2 separate regions of the Homo sapiens genome follow, and region 1 is linked to region 2. Evidence: read pairs that join two places in POLR2A ChIA-PET (ENCODE). Cell type or tissue: endothelial cell of umbilical vein. All regions are shown on one strand. Each heading gives the region's core, and the rest is flanking DNA. Links, peaks and the distances in the headings are about the cores only.

Region 1 (5,904 bases), core at 2,638-5,137, 260 kb before region 2:
AACTGTTGTGAACGCATGATTGGTTTTAAAATGTGAGGATATGAGATTTGGGAAGGGCCGGGGCGGTATGGTATGGTTTGGCTCTGTGTCCCCACCCAAATCTCACCTCTAATTGTAATAATACCCACATGTTGTGGGAGGGACCAAGTGGGAGGTAACTGAATCATGAGGGTGGGTTTTTTTCCATGCTGTTCTCATAAGTCTCATGAGATCTCATGGTTTTATAAAGGGGAGTTCTCCTGTACACACTCTCTTGCCTGCTGCCATGTAAGATGTGACTTTGCTCCTCATTTGCCTTCTGCCATGACTGTGAGGCCTCCCCAGCCACGTGGAACTGAGTCAATTAAACCTCTTTCCTTTATAAATTACCCAGTCTCAGGTATGTCTTTATTAGCAGTGCGAGAAAAGACTGACACATGGGCTCAAGCGATTCTCCCACCTTAGCCTCCCAAATAGCTGGGACTACAGGTGTGCGTCACTATGAACAGCTAATTTTTTTGTAGAGATGGGGTTTTCCCATATCGCCCTGGCTAGTCTGGAACTCCTGAGCTCAAACAAACCTCCACCTCAGCCTCCCAGAGTGCTGGGATTACAGGCATGAGGCACCATGCCCGGACTTAAAGTGTTTTAAACAACAAGTAGAACATGACCCAGGACAAACAAAACACATCAGTAGCCTTACTTTAGTGTGCAGGCTGTGGATTTGTGACTGATGGCTCGAGCCACCATGTTAGCTAAGACCATCGGTGTTGTTTCCTCTTTGGTCTCCTGCCTCTAGCCTCGCTCACTTCCATGCACTTTGCTCACAGTCACCAGAGCATCTCCCCAATACCGTAGTGACACCCATTCATTCCACTACTTGACACTTCCCTTACCACTGCCCATCCCAAGCTACCCACAAAATGAAGTCCAGACAATGCAGGCGGGCTGCCAGGCTTGCCATTCTCTGACCCCAGGCTCCCTCCCTCCCCACCTGTGTGCTCCACTGGCAAACACCCAGCTCCTTTGTTAACTCCCCGGAGGCCTGCCCCAGTCACCTGTATTTACCCTGCTGTCGTGTCTTTTCTATGTCTGTCTGCTCCACTAGACTGTGATGGTCCTTGACAAAGTGACCACATCTTATTCATCTGTGCATATGTGGGGCACCTGCCACTTAGAAGGTGGCTGGCAAATATCTTTTAAACAAATTTAAAATGTACGAATGATGACTGTTGGTCAAGTAAGGTAGAACTGTCATAAGAATGTTTATTTCCCACCTCATTTATTCCTAATTAAGACCTGAGAATCTTTTTGATAAGGACAATTCTTTTCCCTTTTTGGTCTCCATTCCCCGTGCTCTGAGAGCCAGGACAAGCGGGCCCTTTGTCCCAGTTGGTCTTCTTACGGTTCAGTCTCTGGAGTTTCTGGGGCTTCCTTTATCCTCTTCCTCTTGAGTTTTGGTTTTTGAGAAAGCTCCCTTAAAGAATCTGAAAAAGAGAAGGTCAGAGACAGTCCCAATGACATCACAAATAGTAAGAATCTCAGTCTGTAATACATGGGGGGTGTTGTAGGGGCAGAGAGGAAGAATAGCAAAATCCTATCTTACTTCCCACCTATATCACTTAGTTTTTTCTCACAGAAACCCAGTAGAGAGATGGCATTGTCCCCAATTTACAGATGAGGACTGTCACCCAGGTCCAGGGTAAAGCAATGACCTGCCCAAAGTCTTACAGCAAGTTAGGGGAAGAGTCAGGGCAAGACCCGAGTTTCCTCGACCTCTGGCTCCAACCTCTGATTCTTCCTTACTCCTCTCCTAGGCCTCATGACCCAATTCCCAGTACTGTTTGCAAACCCCATTGCCAAGTTTTAATTAAGAACTGACTTTATGGCCAGGCACAGTGGCTCACGCCTGTAATCCCAGCACTTCGGGAAGCTGAGGCGGATGAATCAGTTGAGGTCAGGAGTTTGAGACCAGCCTGGCCAACATGGTGAAACCCCATCTCTACTAAAAATACAAAAAATAGCCAGGTGTGGTGGCACATGCCTGTAATCTGAACTACTCAGGAGGCCGAGGCAGGAGAATCACTTGAACCGGGGAGGCTGAGGTTGCAGTGAGCTGAGATCGCACAACTGCACTTCAGCTTGGGCCGCAGAGTGAGACTCCGTCTCAAAAAAATAAAAATAAAAAATAAAATAACTTACTTTATTAACATAGTGCCAAAGAAATACCACATAGGTTATTTTCATTGCAAGGACAGACTCAGTGACTAATCTTAGCCCATTCCCGGTGGGTCCATGAGATATTCTGTGCTTTGTCAGGTAATAATGGGAAGAGCATAACCTCATCTCTTATGTAGCCTCTAGCCAAAAACATGTTTCATTTGAACCCATGAAGACTTTCGAGTCCTGTTTATAGAGGAACAAGCTAAAAGATGTCAAAAGGAAGCAATAGGGAATAAATCAGGAAGGAGAACATTCTGCTGAATAATAGCCTCATCTTTTCAACAGGTCAGGAATGTAAAAAAAAAAAAAAAAAAAAAAAAAAGCCAGGTGCGTGGCTCACACCTGTAATCCCAGCACTTTGGGAGGCTGAGGCGGCTGGATTGTGTGAGCTCAGGAGCTCAAGACCAGCTTGGGCAACACCGTGAAACCCTGTCTTTACTAAAAGTACAAAAATTAGCCAGGCATGGTGATGGGCATCTCTAATCCCAGCTACTGGGGATGCTGAGGCAGGAGAATCGCTTGAACCCAGGAGGCAGAGGTTGCAGTGAGCCGAGATAGCGCCATTGCATTCCAGCCTGGGTGACAGAGCGAGACTCCGTCTGGAAAAAATAAATAAAATAAAATAAATAAATAATAAAAACAAAAACCTTTCTATAATGAGCAAGCCTGGGGAAGAGGGGGACTAAAAAGAGAAGAGAAAGTGGAGAAAGAGAAGAAAAAACAGAAAGGAAAATGCGGGATGAAGAGAAGATGGAAAGGAGGGAAGAGGAGCTTGTCAGGCTGGGGGCAGAGGCTCCCGGCTGCTTGAGTCTACTCTTGGGAAACACCCAGACACCACTCACAAACTCCTGGGTCCAGGCATCACCCCAACACCAAATGGTCATTACCTTTCTTGACATGGTCCTGGGATCTTGGCTGCCCAGGCAGGGGGCTCCCTTGACCTGGGGTCTGCATGTTGGACAGCCGCTCCTTCATGCCGCTGATGTTGCTGTGCAGCCCCCATGCATGGCAGAGCTTGGGCAGACTGTCTTCCCGGTCGGCCAGCAAGGACCTCTCCGGCGCATCCGAGGCGCAGAATGTCACCTGCCATGGAGCCTCCGTGTTAAGGAGAGTGTTGAGAAGAGGGGGACCTGAACTTTAGAGTCCCAGCACCGCATTTGTTGAGAAATGCTAAGGTCTGCCTGCCGGTCACACTTGCCTAACCAAAAGGATGGGGTAGGAATCACAGATGTGGGAGAGAAAAGACTGTGGGGACATGGAGGCAAGCTGCCAATGGTGTCCTCCTGCGTTGTCCTTTATTTTGAGATCATGTCTTCCATCTCTTTTTGGAACTGCAGTGTCTTATTGTTTTTTTGCAATGAAATGATATGTGTTTTAAAGATCTAACTTAGCAAAAATTAAATTGGGAGCCTTACTCGTTTAGCTGAGGCAGGAGAATCCCTAGAACCCTGAAGGCGGAGGTTGCAGTGAGCCGAGATCACGCCACTGCACTCCAGCCTGGGCAACAGAGCGAAACTCTGTCTTAAAAAAAAAAAAAAATGGGAGCCTTTGTAAGCTTTGAGTCTGTTAAAAAAAAAATAAAAATTTTAGAAATGAAATAAATTGAGAGCTTGAATTTTGAAATTAAAATTCAAAGACTATATATATATAAATTTTTCGGCCTGGTGCGGTGGCTCATGCCTGTAGTCCTAGCACTTTGGAAGGTCGAGGAGGGCAGATCACTTGAGGTCAGGAGTTCAAGACCAGCCTGGCCAACAAGGTGAAACCCCGTCTCTATTAAAAATACAAAAGTTAGCTGGGCATGGTGGTGCATGCCTGTAATCCCAGCTACTCAGGAGGCTGAGGCAAGAGAATCGCTTGAACCTGGAGGTGGAGGTTGTGGTGAGCCAAGATCTCACCATTGCACTCCAGCCTGGGGGACAAGAGCAAAACTCTGTCTCGAAAAAAAAAAAAAAAAAATTCAGGCCAATGAAATCCAGAAATCTAGAAATCAGTAAAGTGGCAGCTCCTCTTATTCAGAAGAGAAATCATTGAAGTTCTCCAATCGTTACATGTTCAGAGGAAGAAACAGATGCAGAGAGGGAGAGGACTTGGTTAGGGCTGCACGGCGAGAGTGCAGGAGGGCGCAGTTAGAGCACGGCTCTCATCCCAGCCAGATGGAGGCTGAACCCTTCCTCTTCCTTCCTACTTGCTATAAAGACTGCGACAAATTACCTTACTTCCCTGTATTTGGGATCTTCATTTACACACTGCAGACAATAAACCTAATTACCACTTAGGGTTACTTTTGAATATTACTTGAAGGAATATAAAGTACCTGGCACATAGAATGCTTTTACATCTGCTTTATCTATGATTATTATTCCAGACCAGTGGTTCTCAAAGTGTGCTCTGCAAACCCCCAGGAGTCCCTGTAATATTTTGACCTCATGGAGCCCCTGAAACCAATGGATTCTAATGAAACCTAGTATGAAAATTTCACTGATACGAATCTGAAAAGGCTACATATTGTATGATCCCGACGATATGACATTCCGAGACAGCAAAACTAAGAGACAGTGAACCTAAGATCAGTGGTCGCCAGGGGAGTGGGGGCAGGAAGGCAGGGACAAATAGATGGAGCACAGGGGGTTTTTAGGACCATGGCACTCTTCCATATCATACTGTAATGGTAGATACATGTCATCATACCTTTGGCAAAACCTATAGCCCATACAACATGAAGAGTGGTAGGCTGGGCGCGATGGCTCACTCCTGTAATCCCAATGCTTTGGGAGCTGAGGCGGGCAGATCACCTGAGGTCAGGAGTTCGAGACCAGCCTGGCCAACATAGTGAAACCTCGTTTCTACTAAAAATACAAAAATTAGGCACAGTGGTGTGCACCTGTAATCCCAGCTACCTGGGAGGCTGTGGCAGGAGAATCACTTGAACCCAGGAGGCGGAGGTTGCAGTGAGCCAAGATCGCGCCACGACACTCCAGCTTGGATGACAGAGTGAGACTCCATATCAAAAAAAAAAGACTAGCTGAAACAGGGAAGGGGTGAAAGCACCTCTCCCTAAGACACACCTACCAATGCTATGTCAGTTTACCATTGCCATAGCAATACTTGGAAGTTGCGACCCCTTCCCATGGCAACAACCCAGAAGTACCACCCTTTTTCTGGTAAATTCCAAATAACCACCCCATAATTTGCAAGTAATTAAAAGCGGGGATAAATATGAGCTCAGAGCTGCCCCTGTGCTGCTACTCTGGGCACACTGCCCATAGGGTAGCCCTGCTCCACAAGGAGGAGTGCCTCTGCTGCTACTCTACACGGCCGCTTCCATAAACTTGCTGTGTAATACCACCAGCTCACCCTTAAATTCTTTTCTGGGCAAAACCAAGAACTTTCCCGGGCTTGCCCGTGCATCAAATATATATGGAGAACTTGATGCTGAGCCTCGGCCTCTTCAGCCCACTCTGCCCAGGGCAGGGGTAAAGGTCAAGCAGCAGAGTCTTGCCCTGGCAGTGAGCCCTGGGAAGGACCAGAGGGGCTCTGGGTGTGTCAATCCCAGGCCTCCCCGCAAGTCTAAGGACACATCAACCAACCCTCAGCTGTGCTCGGGCGGAATGTCTTGCGCCTCACCAGGAACTTGGCCGGCTGGCTGCTCTTGGTGTACTTGTAAAGTCGGCGAAGCTGCTTTGCTTCCAGCTCCGAGAA
Region 2 (8,038 bases), core at 2,495-4,994:
GCCCAGTGAAAATACCACTTCATTTCCAAAGGTTATTAAAAGGAATAGATCATGTATGTAAGTAGGCACAGAGCTTGCCACCTATTAGGTACTCAAAAGCATTCTTCCCTCACTTAAGGAAACAATACAGGCATAATATAACAATAATGTTATGTTCAAGTTCATTATCAGGAGGCATACACCCAAACAATAGGGGAGTGAGCACCTACCACGTACAGAGCTCTCTGCTAGTTTCTCTGGGGGCAACAGTTCCCAACCTGGCAATTCATCGGCATCATCGGAATCAGCCAGCAGCTTGTTGGATATGCTGAGTCCAGAGTCCTGCCCATATTACACCTAATGTTCTGTGCCTATTACACCCAGATTTATGAGATCCTCCTCTCCCATGCAGTCCAAGAATCTGCATTCTAATAAGTTCCTCAGAGGAAGCTCTTTCACAGCCAGTTTGCACTGGTCTGTGGGTTGGTCATTTATGGAAACCACTGCTCCAGGGAATGAATCATTATTTCCAGTCTCATTAGGGAAAGATGATATGCATATGCACACATGTAAGGAGTGACAGTAATTAGCCAAAAGCTCTGTAGACATAATTGCCTCTGATGAAGTGCTGACTGATGACATCAGACACTAGGCTATTGACAGTGTACCCCAGGGAAATGCAAAAGGGAAGCGAACTGCCTCATAAAGTGAGATTAGGATTACTGGGTCAGAAATGTGGAGAGGGTGATTCAGATGGACAAAGGAGCAGAGGCAGGATTCAAGTGATGCGTTTCAGAGGCAGTGCAGCCTGTTTGTGCTGAGTGGAAGGTGCATGAGGAACATAGTAGACTGTAACAGGAAGGCAGGAGCTGTGAAGGCCTTTGAAGGTCAGGCCAGTTGTAATAAAAGTATTTCACATTGTCAGGTATCTTGGGATAGTTGCCAAACATTTTTCTATGGTTTGTATAAATACATATCCATTTTATTTATGTATTTATTTATTTTAGTTTTTTTGTTTGTTTGTTTGTTTGTTTTTGAGACGGAGTTTCGCTCTTGTTGCCCAGGCTGGAGTGCAATGGAGCGATCCCAGCTCACTACAACCTCCGCCTCTCAGGTTCAAGCAATTCTCCTGCCTCAGCCTCCTGAGTAGCTGGGATTACAGGCATGAGCCACCACACCCAGCTAATTTTGTATTTTTAGTAGAGATGGGGTTTCTCCATGTTGGTCAGGCTCGTCTTGAACTCCCAGCCTCAGGTGATCCACCCACCTCGGCCTCCCAAAGTGCTGGGATTACAGGCGTGAGCCACTGTGCCCGGCCTATTTTAGTTTTTTTTTGAGACGGAGTTTCACTCTTGTCGCCCAGGCTGGAGTGAAGTGGCACTATCTCGGCTCACTGAAACCTCCACCTCCCGGATTCAAGTGATTCTCCTGCCTCAGCCTGCCAAGTAGTTGGGATTGCAGCCGCACGCCACCACACCTGGCTAATTTTTGTATTTTCAGTAGAGACGGGTTTTCACCATGTTGGCCAGGCTGGTCTCGAATTCCTGACCTCAGGTGATCCACCCGCCTCAGCCTCCCAAAGTGCTGGGAATACAGGTGTGAGCCACCACACGGCACATATGTATCTATTTTAGACCATTTTATTATAAACATAAGTTCTGTTTGCTGTAATTTCTCTCTTTTTCATATTCACAATCCACTTTGGCTGGAATTTCTCTTGATAACAAACTTTAGACCTTACCAACAAGCCCAAGAGGAACTCACAGATGGGTGCTAGGCTTGAAATGCCCCAAGAAGACTGAAGGAAGTGGAGGAGGAAGAAAAAAGGAGGCAGAAGGGGGAAAACCTAGAAGAGCTCTGGACAGGGAGGAGGCATGCCAGAGAGAGGAGCCCAGTCACAGCTGAGTGCAGCCCAGGAAGGAAAAATGTGCCTGGTTGGAGGAGTTGTCCAAGGACCTTGGGGATAAGGGGACGGGGCTTCTCTGCTGATCTGATGGTTTTTTCAGTACCACCCTTCAGTTATCTGTAGCAGGATCCTCTGCTGCTGATGGCCAAACCTCAGTGCCCACTGGGATTACAAACTGGGGAGGAAGAGGGGGACTTCCACATTAGGGATCAGCAGGGAGCCTCCAGAATGGAGTAGGAGATACCTACGGCCATCATCAGAGGCTGCCGCAGCCCCAGGTTCAGAGCAGTCATCTTAGCTGATGCCATGGAAAGCAGTAGACCAGAAGTCCAGTCCGCAGTGTTTGCTCAGCACTTGGCAGAATTGTATGACCTTGGGGGTCACTTGCCTTGTCCGCGCCTCGGTTCCCCCTGTGAATATTGAGCGAGTTGCATTAGGTCAGTTGTCTTCAGCTTTTATTTTGAAACAACATTGAGACCCGACCCTTTCTTCCAGCCATTCCAGCCACATTTACCTGAAGGACCCATAGCTAAAGCAGATGAGGTTGGAGTTACTCCGGTTGAAGTGACAGTGGGGGGTGTAGTGCTGCCTGGGCAACCGCTGTGGATTGGATGTCTGCTAAAGCACCTGTCACCTCTAAGCATTCAGAAAGCCAAGCACACAGTGCTCCAGTAGGGTCTGAGGAGCTCCCAGAGAATTGTCTCCAGCAAGAGGAGTTGACAGTGCTCCCAGGAGAACACTCTCATTTGGTCTGCTAGAAATCATGGCCACAGGGTGGGCCTTTTCAAAGGCCATTTTGCTACTCAGTATACTGGGTAGCCAGCTAGAGTGAAGAAGCCACAGGGAGTGCCCGGAGCAGTCAGCCTGCTGCCTGGCCTCTGTTCCCTGGACATCCATAGGGAGCAGCCCCAGGGCCTGTGGCCTTTCATTGTTGTGCCAGCTGGAGAAAGTTACTGCTGCCAATCCTTGTTTGCAGAGCTCTCTGCAGCACAGAGCTGCAAATAAACATCCTCTCACTTGGGGAGGGATGGGGGAAAGGAGAGGGCTAAATCATCCAAAACACGTTCATTGAGTATCTACCACTTAGCTTAAAGGATAGTCCTGAGCTTGGAACCAGAAGAAACGCTGGAGATGGGCTTAGACATTTACTGGACTTCTATCTGCCAAACCCCATGCTATGCATGTTTCACTCGTGATTCGTAAATGCTCACCACAGCTCTATGAGGGATGCATGATCACCCTTTTTTCTAGATCAGGAAGCTGAGGCTCAATCAGGTTAAGTCACTTGCCTGTGGTGTCACACAGATGGAACATTTCTGAGCAGGATTCAAACCCAGGTTCATCCAGCTGCTTCTTTACCACCCTACCTCCCCCTGAACTGGAGTCTGTGATCCACCACTTAGCAACTCCTGGCACAACGGTAGTCACCCTGAGCCTCAGTGGGCTCATCTTTGACAAGGGATCAGGGTACCATGACCATAGCTACCTGAGAGGCTTGTAATAAGCCCTGAATAAGAAAGTGAGTGTGGAACCCTTTACAACCAAGGACACTTGTGCAAATGCAGTGTGTTGTTACGTAAGGAGAGGAAGTGGGTGTCCCCAAAGCAGCTCCTCCTCCTCTTCCTGGAAGATGATGTAAATAAAGAGTCATGCAGGCCTCTTGATGGAGAGTGATGTCTTAGGTTTGTTCTATTCGCTTCTGATGGCCCAGGGACCTTAGCAGCTGGATAGAAAGAAGAATTGAGGGGGATTAGATGGGGAGATAGGACCAGGGAGAGAGAAAGGATTCTGGATTGAGTCAAGCAAAGACTGTAGTTCCAAACTGGACTTTGGAGTATCTGATAGTATCTTATCAGAGATTTAACATGGGTGTGATCATTTCAGAGGTGGGATGGGAAGGACAGGAGTCCAATATGCTATTGTTGTAAAGGCGGCCACCAGCCACAGCAGCCATGAGAATCTCGTGCTCCCCACTGGCCCCCTGCCAGACCGGGCTACCTGACTATGCTTCATCCACTGAGGACAATGCCTTCTCCCTTAAACTGGGGCCTTTTCCTTCCTGGCCTTTCCTGGGAAAGGAGAGAACAATTGAGTCTGATCATTTATCCTCAGCTGTTTATGCCCCAGTAGCGTGGGCTTTAAACCAAATACCACATGTCCATCTGGACACCATGGCAGGCTCATCACGTGGCCGACACACTCCCTAGCTGCCTGCCCCGCTCCTGCATTCATTCAACCCTGACTCTGCAGCGTTCCAGAGCAGCCCATTGTTTTTTCCCCTGGGATTAAGAGCCCAACTCTGGTTTTCTCATCTCTCCTCTGGATGGTAGTGGAAATGTTAGGCCTCAATCCAAAACTGATATGTATTCAGAAAAAAAGAAAGAGAAAGAGAAACCAGTCAGGCCTAATTTGAACTGGGGAAATAGCCAGTGTAAATTTGGAGGAAAATTCAAACTCCATAGCTGACTTGAAAATTGTCAGCATTGGCCGGGGGCAGTGGCTCACGCCTGTAATCCCAGCACTGTGGGAGGCTGAGGCAGGTGGATCACGAGGTCAGGAGATTGAGACCATCCTGGCTAACATGGTGAAACCCCATCTCTACTAAAAATACAAAAAAATCAGCTGAGCATGGTGGCGCATGCCCGTAGTCCCAGATACTTGGGAGGCTGAGGCAGGAGAATTACTTGAACCCAGGAGGCAGAGGTTGCAGTGAGCCGAGATTGAGCCACTGCACTCCAGCCTGGTGACAGAGCAAGACTCCATCTTAAAAAAAATAAAAAAGTCAGCCTCCAGGGCCTGTACCCACCCAGATGGTACCCCCTTGGGAGGGGGCAGCATCAGCACCATGCCTGCAGAGGCTTAGGTGTAATTGTGTTTACGTTGATAGTTTATGCCTGTCTGGAGCATAGGCCAGCTCCGGCCCCACTCCCTGAAGCATCACCAAATTCCAAGCAGTAGTATCTCCATGAATCTGCGAATCTGCTGTTGCTGCTGCTGCTGCTGCTGCTGCTTTTTTTTTTTTTGAGACAGAGGGAGTCTCTCTCTGTTGCCCAGGCTGGAGTGCAGTGGCATGATCTCAACTCACTGCAACCTCCGCCTCCCAGGCTCAAGAGATTCTCCTGCCTCAGCCTCCCAAGTAGCTGGAATTACAGGCATGCACCACCATGCCCGGCTAATTTTTATATTTTTAGTAGAGATGGGGTTTCACCATGTTGGCCAGGCTGGCCCCAAACTCCTGACTTCAGGTGATCTGCCCACCTTGGCCTCCCAAACTGCTGGGATTACAGGCGCGAGTCACCGTGCCTGGTTGTGAATCTGCTTCCACACTGGCTGTGTTTTCCTGGTTATAGCAGCCTCAGGCTCAGTGAAAGGTCACTCGCTGTAATGACTCAGGTTTCATTGGTTCTCCTTTATCCCCCTGCAAAGACCCACTCTCCCTCAAAGTACTGATGGCAGCCTCCAGAGGGTATCTCAAGTGTGCTCTTCAACTAGTCCTTTCAGCTGCCACGTGGTGTCCTCTGAGAGGGACCACCCGATCTTCTGGGCACCCCTCACCCAACGTGACCACTGCCTCTAGGCATTGCCTCCCAGGCAGGACACCAGGGGCCAGAGTTGCTCACTGCTCCCTTCACACTCCACGAAGGCTTTCCCAAAGCAGAGCTGTTCGTATTTCCACAAAATCACCTTCCCCACCTCCCCACCGAAAAAAAAAAAAGAAATCACCCTTCCCCACCCCCTCCCAAAAAAATCACCCTTCCCCACCTGCCCCCCCAAAAAAAGAAATCACCCTTCCCCACCTGCCCCCCCAAAAAAAGAAATCACCCTTCCCCACCTGCCCCCCACAAAAAAAGAAATCACCCTTCCCCACCTGCCCCCCCCAAAAAAAGAAATCACCCTTCCCCACCTGCCCCCCCCAAAAAAAGAAATCACCCTTCTTCACCTCCCCCCCAAAAAATAAAAAGAAATCACCCTTCCCCACTTCCTCCCACCAAAAAAAGAAATCACCCTTCCCCACCTCCTCCTCCCCCCCGAAAAAAAGAAATCACCCTTCCCCACGCCCCCCCAAAAAATAAAAAGAAATTACCCTTCCCTTTTCCACATGCGGCTTCCATTCTCCTTATGCCCCTGGTGTGAGTCCCAGAGGCTGAGTGGTTGCCACACTGAACTCAGAGTCCCTCCTCCCCTACATCTCTACATCTCTACATCTCTACATCTCTGAAGCTTCACTTGGACCCAGCTTGTCATACCCAACCCTATTCCCTTAAGAGAGGTGTCTCGCAGGAGGCCACTGAGGCAGTAGACCCAGGCAAGTCTGTCCTGTCATGTTGTAAGCAGCTCCTGATGTGGCTTGACCTCAGGGGCTAAACGAGGATACACAGCTTCATCTAGAGTAGAATGAACCCCGATTCAATAGCCTCATGGAGACTGGGGACAGACCAGGCAGCAGAATGGAGGTGCAAAGCCACCTAGGGCTCAAGGACTGGGAAGACACATGGAGCTAGGGAATAGCAGAATCTGAGAATCAAGCACCTTGTACACCCAGATCCCACATGTGGAAACCGCTGTTCAAGCTGTAATGATACCAGGTTGACTGTGTCAGCCCCTGAAGGAAAGCTGGCATAAATAGAGCCTGGAAAACCAGGCTTATCTTTGCCCAATGGGCAAGGTAAATATTTAGTCCCAGCCCTGGAATGGTGCCTGGTAGTTCCATTCTTTGCTATCATTTTTCCTTTTATTCACTCGTGCTGCAAACATTTGCCACCTGCCCTCCCTCTCTGTGGCCAGCCTTGGCCTGGGCACTTCGATGCTCTGATGACTAAGACGTGATTCCCCATTCTTTTCCTCAGGGACTCTTGCTGGGGGAGCAGACAAGGAGCAGAGATCAGGTCAGGCCTCACAGGCTGGGTCTTGGCTAGCACGTAGACTTCACAAGAGGAAGCAAGACTGCGGGGAGTGGTGGGGGAGAGCGCTCCAGGGCTAGGGTCAGCACACATCCCAGCGTCCTTGACTGGCCTGGCGATTTCTGCACCCATGCTTCCCTGTAAGCGTCCATGTAGAAACACAGAACAAGAAACACTTGGAGGCCAGCAGCACTCAGTATAAGGGAAGCAGCAAGGACTGCTGGGTTTGCAGATCTGGGTTCAATTCCCCATTTTGTCATTCATTCGCTGGCAAGGGACAAGTTCCTTTACCTCTCAATTTTCTTCAGAAAAGCAGTACAATGTAGCAATTGTAAGTGTGCGGACTCAAGTATCAGAATTTCTGGGTTCAAATCTCAGCTCTATTTGTTTTTTGGGGGGTTTTCTTTTTGTTTTTTGAGATGGAGTCCTGCTTTGTCACCCAGGCTGGAGTACGTTGGCACCATCTCAGTTCACTGCAACCTCCACCTCCCAGGTTTAAGCAATTCTCCTGCCTCAGCCTCCAGAGTAGCTGGGATTACAGGCACATGCCACCATGCCCAGCTAATCTTTGTATTTTTAGTAGAGACAGGGTTTCGCCATGTGGCCAGGCTGGTCTCGAACTCCTGACCTCAGGTGATCCGCCCCCCCCTTGGCCTCCCAAAGTGCTGGGATTACAGGCATGAGCCACCGCACCTGGCCAAATCTCAGCTCTATTTGTTAGCCTTATGTCCTGTGTATTTCGTTTCCTCATCTGAAAATGAAGAAAATAGACATACTCATCTCTGACTGTTATTCTAAGGATTAAGTGCTATATAAAGCACAGCAAATAATTTTGCCAGATGCAATAGAAATTAGTTTCTTGAGGAATGTGTCAATATCTAGCAATTTTACATAGGCATTTACCCTTTGAACCAGAAACTTCACTTATAGAAATCTATCCTAAAGACACACAGTCAAAAATTCAAGACGGGCATGGTGGTTCATGGCTGTAATCCTAGCACTTTAGGAGACAGAGGAGAGAGGATTGCCTGAGCTCAGGAGTTTAAGACCAGCCTGGCTAAATGGCGAAACCCCGTGTCTACTAAAAATACAGAAAGTTAGCCCGGCATGGTGGCAGGTGCCTGTAATCCCAGCTACTTGGGAGGCTGAGTCAGCGAGGAGGAAATCTACAGGCAGATGGGCCTCCAATGCCCTCCCAGCTGCCCTGCCCACAGGAAGCCCAACACCAGAATCACACAGGAGGGAAAACCCC

What was found. Peaks named below come from ENCODE experiments on the same cell type or tissue, not always from the same donor. Only the 100,000 strongest peaks of a DNase experiment are listed, where the experiment ranks them.
Region 1: POLR2A ChIA-PET joins it to region 2 with 11 read pairs; 2 of 35 experiments call an interaction of 5 or more read pairs at or near these places.

Annotation. Positions count from the first base shown.
Region 1 is chr17:60,426,743-60,432,646 of GRCh38, reverse strand. It overlaps CHCT1 (CHD1 helical C-terminal domain containing 1), which reads right to left. Exons shown (of 6, transcript NM_181707.3): 4 at 5,830-5,904; 5 at 3,090-3,285; 6 at 1,221-1,466. The coding sequence ends at 1,381. Among named protein-coding and RNA genes, the nearest start is that of CHCT1, 7.2 kb to the right of the region's middle. In endothelial cell of umbilical vein, for the core only: no CTCF peak of the experiment used is centred there; no DNase peak of the experiment used is centred there.
Region 2 is chr17:60,166,121-60,174,158 of GRCh38, reverse strand. It overlaps a transcript of CA4 not described here and the pseudogene FAM106DP. Among named protein-coding and RNA genes, the nearest start is that of CA4, 20 kb to the right of the region's middle. RefSeq lists an enhancer at 7,868-7,947. In endothelial cell of umbilical vein, for the core only: no CTCF peak of the experiment used is centred there; DNase peaks (open chromatin) are centred at 2,828 and 3,988; H3K27ac peaks cover 1,655 bases.